Regions from separate parts of the Homo sapiens genome. Here region 1 is linked to region 2. Evidence: chromatin loops called from intact Hi-C (ENCODE). Cell type or tissue: PC-3. All regions are shown on one strand. Each heading gives the region's core, and the rest is flanking DNA. Links, peaks and the distances in the headings are about the cores only.

Region 1 (4,408 bases), core at 283-4,282, 140 kb after region 2:
ATGTTTAAATGTAATTTTAGGTATTTTTGATAACGAGTTTAAAATTCAAAGACTTACATAATATATACATCAAATAATACGTTTATCTCTTAGTTATGTGTTTCTGTATATCAATCCACTAGGATCCAATATCTTGCAAGCTCAGTAAACATATTTAATTTTTTAGTTCATTCAGCCTAATGCTGAAGTAGAATTTGCAATACATAGATTAACCACCACTGAGATGCAATGAAATGTAGCATGAAGCACAGTAATTTTTTTGTATAGAGAGAATTAGGGTGATATACATTTTATTCACTTACCTTGTGCAATTAGTTTAGGGATCTTTCATTCCAATATCTATTCTCCTTATGTTCTATAAAATTTGGAAAATAATACCTCCCTAATAGTGTAACCATGAGTGTTGTTATAAAAATGAAATAAGATAAAGTATATGTTGCATAGGGATAGAGTCATGTGTATCAGCGTGTGAGTGTATGTGTATGTCCTTTTCCCCCTTTCTCCCTCTCCTTTCATACTATTTTGTATTACTTCCCAGATAAAAACTCTTCCTTACCCACACATTTTCTTATCTGGCATCAAGTCGTGGCACACATAACCTTCAACTTTCTAGTACTTGAACTATGAAGCTCCCACACAAACTCGTACAGTACAAACCATAAACACAAATATCCAGGCTCTATTTCACACAATGGTGCTTCTGTTTGACTGTCATTCGCTACTTTCTGGTATCTATTTTTTATCTCTGTCACCTTGTGAGACTTAGCAAGCTCCTTTCTCTGCATGATACCCTCCAACAAAGCTTTATATCTTCTGGAATATAGCTGACACCCATTTGAACAGTTCCTACTCAGCTAAGCATCTTCAACATCTTCTCATAGTTAGCCAGGTCTCAGACTACAGGCCTAATACTAGCTCCTGGCATCTTCCCAGTGCTCTGTCTATATGTGACTGACTAAAACCTGTGCCTGACTAAAGCACAAATATTTTCTATTGTGATATTTTATCCAGTATAGCAACTGAGAGACATTTATAAGAAAAGACCATCAATGAACTTGCAATGAAACCATTCCTACATTTTCTGGACAATTTTGGAAAAGATATGGCCCAGTTCTTAAAGGCATAGAAATTTTGAGGAGTTACAGCCTCACAGAGTGAAACATCGTGTTTCTGCTGTTGGGTTGCAACAGTCTACTTACAATCTAAGGATAAAATATTATTGGAATTGCAACTAATCACAACAGTATAACATGAACTGTGTAATTTGGCCTAACAGATGAGTTTCAATGAGCAAAATATTTAAACAGAAAGTATGTTTGACTCATCTCATACTTATTTGGTGAGTAGATGGGATTTAAGTGAAAAAACGATTATATGATTATAATCTGTATATAATAAAATAAACCTAATTTCATACAATTATGTACAGTGATTGTTGCTAAAAAAAAAAAAGGTTTTAACATTTGAATAGAAATCAGAAATTAAAACATTAACCTAGTCTGCGCAGGCCATTTGAGAGAGTATGGTTTTATTCCTATACTGTAAATTAGTTTTCAGAAACGCCTTTAAAATTTTTATTCTATTTATTAGGTAAGCATTTCCCTTAAAATTGTACTTTTCAATTTGCTTAATAATTTTCTCACCATCAATGGAAACGCTAACTTTGACCCTGCCCCAGTTCTCAACTACATGTGTAAAAGGAACTTGATGGTACCAAATTCCTCTGAAAGTACTACACCTCATTGTTTAAACAATAAAAATCTGCTAATAATGACACAGGTCAAAGTAGAAAATGTTATTTTGTTAAGATAATGATAGTAGATCAAACTGTCTTTACTCTTATCTCTTCTTAGTTGCCAATGTTTTTGTTTTGCCTTTTGGAAGACAATTAAAGAAAGTAAATTCAGTTCAATTCATTTTAACAAACACTTTACTGAGTACCTAAGCCACCTGCAACAATATGTCAATTGTAATTTCTCCATCAGCAATCACAAATAAATCCCGCTATGTTCCTCTCAAACTTTTTAAACCACCAGTTCCTACTTTCCTATCAATTTCTCTTTTTTCTTATCTTCCTCCTCATTTTTACTTTCCCCTTACTAGACTTAAAAGTTGTATCTTAAATGGTTTAGATGGTTTCTATTGCTTGTTTTAAATGTTTGATGAGAAACTATTTACAAAAGTATATCATTTAATAAAAGTAAGTCTTCTGTCTTTAAATTTCCCATTTGTACACATGCAATATGATTAAAATAGATCTCTAAAGAAGAAGAAATATACCATAATCTACATAATGTTGAAATTATAATTGTTGTATTTGTATTTTCCTCCAAGTTGCTTAAGCTTTCCTCTGCCCTTTTTTTTTTTTTTTTTTTTCTTGGAACAGTCATACACGGTTTCTTACGGAACTGGAAGTTAACTTCAAAACTCTCTTCTCCTCTGCCATTCTGTTGGTTATCTGACCACTGTATTTTGTCTTTAACTCAGAGCAAAAATAACTTTATCTTTGACAAGAACTTCTTCTGCCCCCAAAGCTTTACACCTGTCCTTTAGTTTACTCTGCGGACACCTTGAAGCAGCTTGCTCTAATAGAAAGAAAATGAGGTTTAGACAAATAATGATTAAGTCCAGGCTCTGTACTTAACAGCTTTAAACATCCTGAGTCTCAGTTTTATCAGATATTAAAAAATGCAGACTGTAATACCTGACTAAATAAGTAAAGAATGTGTGCAGTAAACGTTGATATCTGATATCTTCTGCTTAGAAGTATCTTTGACTCTAGGGACTTCAGAAGTCCCTTATTTTGGACTTGGTTGTCAGATCATTTCAATTTTTTTTCCTCCCATTCATGTCACAGAACTTTCCTAATTTCCTCAGAAATCAAAGGCACCTTTTTGCTTTGCTCATGTTCTCCCCATTAAGACTTGCTGAATCCCTCTAGACAGCATCTATTTCTTCCTTCTTACAAAACTGTACCATTTTTTAAACTTTACTTACTACCTATTTGAATTGGTGTTAACAGTTTCTCTCAAATGAGAATAGCAAACAAACTATTTTGTTTTGTTCATTATACAGGGAGTTTTTTTCAAGTATGAAGAGTTCCTTACTGAATATATTGCTCTATTCATAATACAGTGCACTTATATGTGTAAATTGAATTATTTTATCTGACTTTTCTTATTGATAATGTCCTGGTCATATTTCAAACATGGAATACCTTAATTTACATTTTTGAATATTCAAACGTATTTATTCTGAAGTCCTTTTGAGAGAGCTTCATTATAACTATTTTGTTGAACTAAGTCCAGTGCCTGTTATTCCAAGTCACCACTGGATTTATTTACTCTTATTAGGTCATGGCCAAATGGCTCTGAAGAATGGTGCCATTTTATGTAGAGCTGCTTACCATTTGAAACCTAAATATAGACATCATATTTGAAAGAAAGGTTTTATTTTCCTCCTTTTCCTTCTACCTAAGCTTGCATTTCCTGCTTGTGATTAGTCTACTGTTTAGCTAATTTGCGCTCTGAAAGTTACTCATATTCCCTTAACTGAATGCTCTGGAACAGCTTATGAAATGATTCATTTCTCTTGTGTCCTTTTGATCACTGATTATTACAGTATTTTTCAAGAAGAGCATTTTCTATTTATTGTTTATATATTTAAAATAACTATTTTAATATATAAATATTATTATTATATAGTTGGGACTATACTGAATAAGGTTTCATATACTTTGTGCAAAATTAATTTAAAAATTTTTCTTGATGTAGAAGATATATTCTAGTGTATAATGCAATGTACTAATAAAATATAGCATGTATATGTATGTGGATATGTGCATGTGAGTTTTTTCAAATCGAATATAGGTAGATCTATATCTAGATGTGTAAATATAATGTCTTTTTTTCTTAAGGGCTCATACACCTGGGTGTTCTGGCATGAACTTTATGGGGATTAACCTCTGTTGGCAAATTGTAGTCCAGTTGATCTCTATTTTCTTAGCAAATTTTTTCTTCTTCTCTTTCTTGTTTGCTTTTTTTTGTTTTTCATTTAGTAAAATGATTTTTCAGTTTCTTTGCTTCTATAAATGGAGTTAATACAAGCTAAATACCATCAGCACATTTGCAAAGAGACTTCATGCAAAAACCAACTTCAGAGAAATAATTCTCTTGCGGGTCCTAAACACGCAGTATACCACAGTTGTGAAAAAGATGAGTAGGGCAAAATCCCCAGAGATTAACACATTCAGCTACTCCTGCAGTTTCTAAATTCTACATCTCCTTTTATTGGTTTGTTTGTTTCTGAGTTTCTTTGAGGTATTCCATATCAAACCTTCTGTTTTTCTTTTATGTCCATCAATTTGTACAAAATATCTATTTTTTTCATTTAATATGTTTTGCATTGT
Region 2 (4,408 bases), core at 172-4,171:
CAAAAATTACCAGTATATTAATAATAAAAGAAGTTATATCACTATGTATCATTCCTATTTTAGATGGATAATAAAAATAACATGAACAACTTGATGCTAATACATTTGATAATTTAGTGAAATGAACACACAAATACTAAAAAAGCTCACTGAAAAAATAATATAAATATTCCTATATATGTTAAATAAATTGAATGTGTTGTTTAAAAAAATCTTCTTATAAAGGAAACGCCTGGTCCAGAAGGAAGTATTTTTTCTGAAAAGTAACGGGGAATGCTTGAGGATAGTCTTATGTTCATTGTCTTAGCAATCAGATGATTACAGTATAAACACACAAACTAATAAGTACTCCTCACATTGAATTATATATAGCAGTGAGAATGAATGATGTACATAGCATGCAAGAATAGGGAGGAACCTTCCAATTATAATGTTGAGCAAAAGAAGACAGACACTTGCTATCTGATTCTACGTATATAAAGTAAAACAGTAAATACAACTACTTTTGCAGTTTAAAAGTCAGGATAATTGTTACCCATCATTAGTCTGGTAGTGACCACAAGGGGGTATTGAATTGTTGGCAATGTTCATCTTTTTCCCATAATGTCCATTACATGAAGTGTTCATCAATTTATTACAATTAGTTGAAAAAATCAGTTAAGACATTTGCACTTTCCTATACATGTTATAGTTTGATAAAAAAGTTTTAAAAATAGAATAATGATACCTGTTTTATTAAAAGACTGCTCCAGTAAACCACCTGCTGTTGATCTTACTTTCTAATACATTTCTAATACATCTTTCTAATACATTTCTAAATATATCTGTGCCTTTATTAGTAAGACTTGCTTCATTGGGTAGAAGAACAAATGAACAAATATTTCTAAAAAAAAAAGGTTAATGTTTTTCTTAAACATAAACACATCCTTAGATATATATTTACAAATAGGCTAGGACATCATTAGGTTTCCTATTTTCCACCACATGAATCATTTTTACATGTAAGTCACAATTGATTAGATAATGCTCCCATTGTTGCAAAAGTTTTTACTTGTTCATAAATTTTCCATTAACTAACATAGCACATTGCAACTTTTAGGACAATAAAAAAGAGTTAACATAAGCTGAAAAACACGTAGTTTAGACTGAAGTAACTAAATAAGTGCAAATACATTTCTGATAGTCTTATGAAAATCAATTTATTATTGCCCTGATTGAAAAAAAATCTCTTCAAGATATTAAACACAAGCAAATATAAAATACATGACATGTGATTAGCTCAGTTCATATTTCTCTACCAGAAAAGTAAGCTGAAACTTATTGCTGAATAGTGCTTATTTTCTTTTATTTTGAGGGAGAAACTTACAGTTTTATACAGGTGCTTTTATCCAATATTTCACTTATTTTTCCCTTGAAACTTTACAATTTGTAATTCTGGGTTAATAATTCACTGGAAACAAAGTTTGGAAGTAGATGAGGTATAAATAATAAATGAATGGGTCTTAGTTGATAAAATATTAATATATTGGTCAAAAGTAGATAATGATTAATTTTTCAGCCCAAATTTCAACATTCCTGTCAGGTGAGAAATTTATAGGATGAGAAAACAATGATGTACTGTAACCTGCCATGAACTATTTTTATTCAATCACAACCTGGACTGGAGAAAGAGTAGTTAATTATCCCCACCTTGGTGGAAATAAATAATGGAAAAACATGTTGCTGAAAAACAGTAGATGTCTTTAAATCATTAATGAATGGGAGAGTTTGCAATAGAACACTTCAATTTGGGTGAACCTCTATTCTGAAATGCCAAATCTCTTTTATCCAGACATTAAATGTATTACTTTAGGAATTCCTTCCTTCGTGGATATTTTGGTCCAGGGTAGAAATCTTAAATTATTGATTAGATTACCACTAGGCTGTCATTTACAATAGTATCAGCTACAGATAAACTATCGTGCTGCAGTGGGAGAGCTTCAAATCTCATCTTTAATGCTATCAGAACAGAGTGCACCTAGGAATCTCTCTACACTCAACCTCAAAGATTTATGAGCTTCCAACCCAAATACAGCATTGTATTTCGAGTATCTTGGGAAATGAATCAGACAGTCAACATCGTTTATTTGAACTGGCATTGGCATTTATCCACAAGTGAATAATAAGACCCCCTAAGGTGAAGATAGCAAGGAGCAGTCATTTTAAATTTTAAAACATGAGTATTGGTCTAACACCAGGGGAAAAAAGTAAAAATTTTTTAAATTAAACAAATTTTAAACTTTTGCAATAAACAAATATATGTTTGTTGTCTTCTAATGTTTGTGTACATTTCATAAATCCATGTCATGCAAAGTAGTAATCTTCATTTTAATGTCATCGCTTTTGGTTTTATTTGATCATACCTTCTTAGATATAATGAAGTTCTAATCACCTAAAGGCAAGTTGTCCACAGTGAGTAAAAATGCTGAGGAATAAACATAATGAAAAGTAGGTTTTACTCTGATATTGATATCCCCCAGGATTTTCAATATTGATATTGAAAATGTGTTAAATATAAAACTAAATAATAAACCCAAATAAACTGGATACCATCAACTAATTTAAAAATATTTAAACTATGACATTAACTCAAAGAATTAGCTTTTCTCTTTTCTTTACCTTCCTTCTCTCCTTCTTTCCTTCCCTCCTTCATTCTTTCTCTTCCTCTCTCCCTCCATCTCTCCCTCCTTCCCTCGCTTCCTTCCTCCTTTTGACCTTCCTTCCTTCCCTCCCTCCCTCCCTCCCTCCTTTCTTTCTTTCTTTCTTTCTCTTTCTTTTCTTTTCTTTTCTTTTCTTTTCTTTTCTTTCTTTCTTTCTTTCTTTCTTTCTTTCTTTCTTTCTTTCTTTCTTTCTTTTCTTTCTTCCTTCCTTCCTTCCTTCCTTCCTTCCTTCCTTCCTTCCTTCCTTTCTTTCTTTCCTCTTCCTAGTACAAGTTAGGATTAGAATTCAGAATATCTGATGAGCTGTGGAAAAAAATTATTCTGGTACTGAAAAAAAATGCCATTTGTAAATACATAATAAAGCATTGAAATATAGAATTAAAAAAAGAATAATGATCAATTAATATGATTTTAGAAAACAAACTTTTCTAGTAAATTGATAAGGTAAAGATAAAAATCATAATTCAGTTAAAGCTTAATAATAGCATGTATGTTCTTAACCTACCATCACTTACATTTTTAGTTAAGTGAAATGTGGTTAGCTACATGTTAAGTATGAGATTGGTGGCTCCATCATGTACAATACATATGAGTCCCAGAACTATCACATTGATAAATAAAACTGTAAATCTACCACTTTCTTTCCTCAAAGTAATTCCCAGGGTAAAAATAATTTTTTTTTTTTTTTTTTTTTTTTTTTTTTTTTTGAGACGGAGTCTCGCTCTGTCGCCCAGGCTGGAGTGCAGTGGCGGGATCTCGGCTCACTGCAAGCTCCGCCTCCTGGGTTCACGCCATTCTCCTGCCTCAGCCTCCCAAGTAGCTGGGACTACAGGCGCCCTCCACCACGCCTGGCTAATTTTTTGTATTTTTAGTAGAGACGGGGTTTCACCGTTTTAGCCGGGATGGTCTCGATCTCCTGACCTCGTGATCCGCCCGCCTCGGCCTCCCAAAGTGCTGGGATTACAGGCGTGAGCCACCGCGCCCGGCCGAAAATAATTTTTTTTAATTAAACTTCATGGCTGTAAGAATACAAGGGCATTTAAAAATAAATAACCTCACAGTATGATGTTTTTCAAAAAATGAAAATTAAAAAACTGTAAGCACTAATTAATGTAAACATTGATAAACTTTATTACATAACAATGTTGACAACTAGATGATGATGTCAAAGTGTAAAACCAACCAGAACAACTACTGCAGTTTTTAGAAGTCTTTAAATTGTAAATGCAAATGATAAGTCTAGGAAAGTAACTGAACCCAAAATGACAGACTAGGTTCTAATTTCTAGAAAATATAAATGAATGGGCTAAAAAAAAGTGGTCCAATTTTTTCAATATTGAGAAAATATCTTGAAAAAAATCTCTCTTGCAAACACACACACACACGAATATACAAGTGATTATAAAACAAATGAGAACATAGTCACCAAAAATTAAATCTATGGAAATGCAGAAAACAATAATAGAATGCTATTTTGGCTCATCATATTAGTTACATTTAATTAAAAATGTTTAATAATTCACCTTGGTGAAAACACAGCAAAAATGTGCATAGCTATTAGTCTATCATTGTTTATAACAGAAACACACATACTACCAAATTTTAACAACAAAAATGAACATAAAGAGAAGAACAATGATACAAATTGTGATGCATTCATTACAACAAAATACTGCACATACCATATTTAGTAAAATGAAATACATCTA

The links. Peaks named below come from ENCODE experiments on the same cell type or tissue, not always from the same donor. Only the 100,000 strongest peaks of a DNase experiment are listed, where the experiment ranks them.
Region 1: a loop joins it to region 2, with 3 times the contacts of the local background. A loop is called at or near these places in 3 of 110 quality-filtered maps.

Annotation. Positions count from the first base shown.
Region 1 is chr5:21,790,243-21,794,650 of GRCh38, forward strand. All of the region lies in intron 10 of CDH12 (cadherin 12), which reads right to left. Among named protein-coding and RNA genes, the nearest start is that of SNORA105A, 92 kb to the right of the region's middle. In PC-3, for the core only: no CTCF peak of the experiment used is centred there; DNase peaks (open chromatin) are centred at 1,279, 2,679 and 3,439; H3K4me3 peaks cover 2,071 bases; H3K27ac peaks cover 3,008 bases.
Region 2 is chr5:21,648,095-21,652,502 of GRCh38, forward strand. The region is part of intron 2 of LOC105374685 (a long non-coding RNA gene); the gene reads left to right. Among named protein-coding and RNA genes, the nearest start is that of SNORA105A, 230 kb to the right of the region's middle. In PC-3, for the core only: a CTCF peak has its summit at 545 (motif pointing right); a DNase peak (open chromatin) is centred at 2,087; H3K4me3 peaks cover 424 bases; H3K27ac peaks cover 453 bases.